2 separate regions of the Homo sapiens genome follow, and region 1 is linked to region 2. Evidence: chromatin loops called from intact Hi-C (ENCODE). Cell type or tissue: mammary epithelial cell. All regions are shown on one strand.

Region 1 (2,500 bases), 110 kb before region 2:
GGAGCCTGGCCAGCAAGGGTGAGAGGCTGCTGAGCCCAAACCCTCCCCTCGAGGTCCATCTGCCCTCTCCAGACCATCTAGGCAGCTCCTCCACACCCCGATTCCTGCTGGGACACCCAGTCCCACCCTCTATGGCTCACAGACTGGGGGCCATGCCCGGCCACACATCACGTCTGTGCTGTCCCTCAGACTGAAAGGCTATCGGCGGGCGGCTGGCCGTGACCTACTGCATCCGCACTTGGGGCCGTGCTGGTCTGTGTGCTGAATTATACATAATATAAAATTGACCACTTAACCACTTCCGCGTGTGAAATTTGGTGGCATTAGGTACATTCCTGCCTTCACAACGCTGTGCACCGTCATCACTATTTTCCACTATCTCATCACCCCCAGTAGAAACTGTAGCCATTAAACAATGGACCCCAGCCCCTGGCACTCACCATTCTACCATCTGTCTCTGTGGCTCTGCTGACTCCAGGTACGTCATATCAGTGGAATCCTACAGCATTTTGTCCTTTTTTTTTTTCGAGACAGAGTCTCACTCTGTTGTCCAGGCTGGAGTGAAGTGACACGATCTCGGCTTACTGCAACTTCCGCCTCCTGGGTCCAGGCCATTCTCCTGTCTCAGCCTCCGGAGTAGCTGAGATTACAGGCACCCACCACCACGCCTGGCTAAATTTTGCATTTTTAGTAGAGACAGGTTTTCAGCATGTTGGCCAGGCTGGTCTTGAACTCCTGACCTCAGATGATCTGTCAGCCTCAGCCTCCCAAAGCGCTGGGATTACAGGCGTGAGCCACCACACCCGGCCTGTTTTAGCCATTGTGAATATTGATGCGATGAACATGGCTGTGAAATGCCTGCTTTTTTTTTTTTTTTTTTTTTTTTTGAGACAGTCTCGCTCTGTTGCCCAAGCTGGAGTGCAATGGCGCAATCTCAGCTCACTGCAAGCTCCACCTCCCGGGTTCAAGCAATTCTCCTGCCTCAGCCTCCTGAGTAGCTGGGATTACAGGCGCACATCCACATGCCTGGCTAATTTTTGTATTTTTAGTAGACACGGGGTTTCACTGTGTTAGTCAGGATTGTGGGTGGCAAGCCACTCAGGTGCCAAGGCAAGAGACCGAGGACATGAGCTGTTCCAGTATAATAAAATATAAAACAAGAATAGTTATACCAGATATAGATCTTAGATATGATTATATATGAATATAATTAATCATTAGTAGTACTTATTCTTTATTCCAATATTATAATAATCCTCACTCTACAATCATAACCTAGGAAAAACCAGGCCATACAGAGATAGGAGCTGAGGGGACATAGTGAGGAGTGACCAGAAGACAAGAGTGCGAGCCTTCTGTTATGCCAGGACAGGGCCACCAGAGGGCTCCTTGGTGTAGCGGTGATGCCAGCATCTGGGAAGACACCTGTTGCCAAGCAGACCATGGTCTAGCAGTAGCGTCAGTGTCAAGGGAAAACACCTGCTACTTAGCAGACAGGGAAAGGGAGTTTCCCTTTCCCCTGGGGAGTTTAGAGAAGACTCTGCTCCTCCACCTCTTGTGGAGGGCCTGACATCAGTCAGACCCGCCCGCAGTTATCCGGAGGCCTAACCGTCTCCCTGTGATGCTGTGCTTCAGTGGTCACACTCCTAGTCCACCTTCATGTTCCATCCTGTACACCTGGCTCTGCCTTCTAGATAGCAGTAGTCAATTAGTGAAAGTACTAAAAGTCTCTGATACGCAGAAATAATGGCGTAAGCTGTCTCTCTCTCTGTCTCCTCTCCCTCTCTCTGCCTAGGCTGCCAGGCAGGGAAGGGCCCCCGTTCAGTGGACACATGACCCACATGGCCTTACCTATGACTGGAGATGGCTCACACTCTTTACCCTGCTCCTTTGTCTTGTATCCAATAAATATCAGTGCAGCCTGCCATTTGGGGCCACTACCGGTCTCTGCGACTTGGTGGTAGTGGTCCCCCTGGCCCAGCTGTCTTTTCTTTTATCTCTTTGTGTTCTGTCTTTATTTCTACACTCTCTCATCTCCACACACGGGGCGAGACCCACTGACCCTGTAGGGCTGGTCCCTACACAGGATGGTCTTGATCTCCTGACCTCATGATCCGCCCACATTGGCCTCCCAAAGTGCTGGGATTACAGGCGTGCGCCACCATGTCCAGCCTGTGGTTTTGATTTGCATCTCCCTAACGATTAGTGATGTTGAACATTTTCCCTGTGTTGACTGGCCATTTGTATGTCTTCTTTGGAAAAATGCCTATCAAATCCTTCGCCCATTTTTGAATTGGGTTGTTTTTTGTTGAGTTTTATGATTTTTAAAAATCATCTGGATTGGCCGGGCATGGTGGCTCACGCCTGTAATCCCAGCACTTTGGGAGGCCGATGCGGGTGGATCACGAGGTCAGGAGATCAAGACCATCCTGGCTAACACAGTGAAACCCCGTCTCTACTAAAAATACAAATATATATATATATATATATATATGTTAGC
Region 2 (2,500 bases):
GACTGTGAGCTGGGGTCAGTCCATGGGTCGGACAGCAGGAGGATACAGCGCATGGAACTGGGGGGACCCCAGGAAAGGCCTCCAAGAGAAGGAGCGTGTCGACAAGAGGGTGGTGGGTGCAGCAGGTGCTGCAGGTTTCAGGGAGTGGAAGGTTGGGACAGGAGAGCCCAGACAGCCAGGACCACGCCCTGCCCACTGGTGATTCACCTCCCAACCTCAGCTGGGATGTTTTTCTAGTTTCCCAGGAAATATCTAATTCCTGCACACCTCCTGTCCTGCCTCGGGGCCTGGGCTTCCGGGAGGAGGTGGCCTGGACCAGGCCTTGAGGATGAGGCAGGAGGAGGCTGGGGCCGTGGGTGCTGGGCCGTCTCCTGGTCTGCTGAGCAGGGTGGGGGCCTCTCTGGGGCTGAGCACCAGGCGCTAGGCTGCTCTGCGCAGGTACTGCCTCACCACTGTAAGCCAGGATGCCAGGCAGGGAGTGAGCATTGAGGCCAGCTTGGGGCGCCCTGGTGTTCCGGGCAGGGCAGAGACAAGGCGAGGAGGTGGCAGCCGAGCTGGCCACGCAGGACAGACGGGTCCTCACGCCATGCCAGCCCTTCCCTGACGCATGGTGACCAGCTCCACAGCAGGGCAGGGCAGGCGCGTGGCATGCAGAGGTCTCCAGGCGTGGGACAGATGGGTCACTGCCCTGACCCTGTGCCAGGACTTAGCGTGCCAGGCTCCCCGCCTTGCCCCGTTGCTGGCCCCCACCAGAGGGTGACCACACCCAGGCCAGCCACGAGAACTTGTCTGACCAGTCCTGGGGGCAGACTGCCAAGAAGGTGGGCAGGGGTGAGGAGGGGCCATTTGCTTCCACCCAGCGGGGCTGTGAGTGGTTCTGGGGTCCTGCCCACCTGTCCCAACCCTTCTTGGTCCCTCAACTCTGCTCTGCCTGCAGTCTGGTGTGGACACACTGATCATACCTCCCGGAACCTGGGCCTCCCAGGGTGGCCTGGAGGCTGCAGACGGGCAGAGCAGCCAGGAGCTGCCCACCAAGGAGGCGTCTGGCACTGTCTGGGGTCCCGAGCTGGGAGCGGGGATCCCCAGACACGGAGCTGGTGCGCCACCTGGAGTCCATGTGGACTGGTGCAGCCCTCTGCCGTCCAGCCGGCATCAAGGTGAGGCTGAGAAGCCACACAGATCCACAGACAAGCACAGTGGCAAAGTCTGCAGAAGGCTCTGAGCCAGGAGGGAACCCTGGCAGGCTTCCTAGAGGAGGAGATGTGAGCAGAGGCCAAGGCAGGAAAACATTCCAGTATGGAGGGGAGGTTAAGGGAAGGAGAGGGTAAGAGTGAGGGAGCGGAGGGAAGGGGAGGGGAGGGGGAGGGGGAGGGTGGGGGAGGGGAGAGGTGAGGGAGGTTTTGAGTGTGGCGAAGGGTGTGAGCGTGCTGAGAAGCCCTAAGAGTGGGGAAATGGACCCCAAGGCCAGCCTGGATAAGGTGTTAGCAGAAGCTGGCTGGGTCTGGACAGGAGGGGGTGGGCAGGGGGCGGGGGGCACCTTATCTCTTGCAAGTGGGTGGTGCCGTTAGATCTAGTTTCAAGGCTTTGTGGCTGAAACGGGAGCCCACGCCCGCCACAGCTGGCCACCTGCCTCTCTCCTGACTCCCGTGCAAGGCCAGTAATGCAACCCAGGAGGGAGCCGCAGGGCGCCCTGGGTCCCCCACTCCCTTCTCCGGCCACCCCGTGGCTGTGCATAGCTGCCCAGCAGAGCCCATGCAGGTAAGAGGCCTGGGCTCAGGTCGGCCAGGAGGGTGGGGGCCTGGAGCTGGGCCAGGGTGGTGCTGCGGGAACAGGAGGCTGCCCGGCTGGTGCCCACATGAACCAGAAGTGTGCAGACCCTGGTTCTGCCTGTGCCCGGTGCCACGCTCCCTCCCAGGTCTGCACGCACCACCCCCACAGACCCAGCGCCTGACCTCTGGGGTGGGCTCCTGGGGCCAGCACCCCATCCAGGCGGAAGGTCCTCGAGGCAGGCTGTCCACCGCTGGCTTCCCTCTGGCAGGATGCTGCAGCCGGAGGGCCCCCAGGCCTCGGAGGAGGGGGGCCCCCGGAGGAGAGGACAGACTGCATCATCTGCTGCTCGGCCTATGACCTCTCCGGGCACCTGCCCCGCCGCCTCTACTGTGGACACACCTTCTGCCAGGCGTGTGTGCGGCGGCTGGACACACCGGCGCCCGAGCAGCGCTGGATCCCCTGTCCGCAGTGCCGTCAGAGCACGCCCACGCCTCGCGGAGGGGTGGCCATGCTAGACCTGGACCTGGCTGCTTTCCTGGCGGTCAAGGCTGAGCGGGAGCCGGCAAGACTAGAACCCCTGCCCCTCACCTCCCTCAAAGGCAGCGCCATCACTCGGCAGCCAGCTGGGCTGTGCCCTGCCCTGGGACCCCAGCCCCACTTCCCCCAGCCCAGATACTGCTGCTGGGGCTGTGGCAGCCTCTGCTGCCCACCCCTAGGCAGCCCCGAGGTC

What was found. Peaks named below come from ENCODE experiments on the same cell type or tissue, not always from the same donor. Only the 100,000 strongest peaks of a DNase experiment are listed, where the experiment ranks them.
Region 1: a loop joins it to region 2, with 10 times the contacts of the local background. A loop is called at or near these places in 107 of 110 quality-filtered maps.

What each region holds. Positions count from the first base shown.
Region 1 is chr9:137,117,479-137,119,978 of GRCh38, forward strand. LOC124902314 (a long non-coding RNA gene) reads left to right here. Exons shown (of 2, transcript XR_007061874.1): 2 at 1-300. It also overlaps a transcript of DPP7 not described here. Among named protein-coding and RNA genes, the nearest start is that of DPP7, 4.0 kb to the left of the region's middle. In mammary epithelial cell, a CTCF peak has its summit at 1,386 (motif pointing right); a DNase peak (open chromatin) is centred at 1,423.
Region 2 is chr9:137,226,584-137,229,083 of GRCh38, forward strand. RNF224 (ring finger protein 224) reads left to right here and starts at 919. Exons shown (of 3, transcript NM_001190228.2): 1 at 919-1,278; 2 at 1,569-1,758; 3 at 2,039-2,500. The coding sequence starts at 1,753. RefSeq lists enhancers at 588-1,088, 878-1,027, 1,222-1,847 and silencers at 1,014-1,308, 1,128-1,197. In mammary epithelial cell, a CTCF peak has its summit at 1,100 (motif pointing left); DNase peaks (open chromatin) are centred at 258, 808 and 1,118; H3K27ac peaks cover 1,031 bases.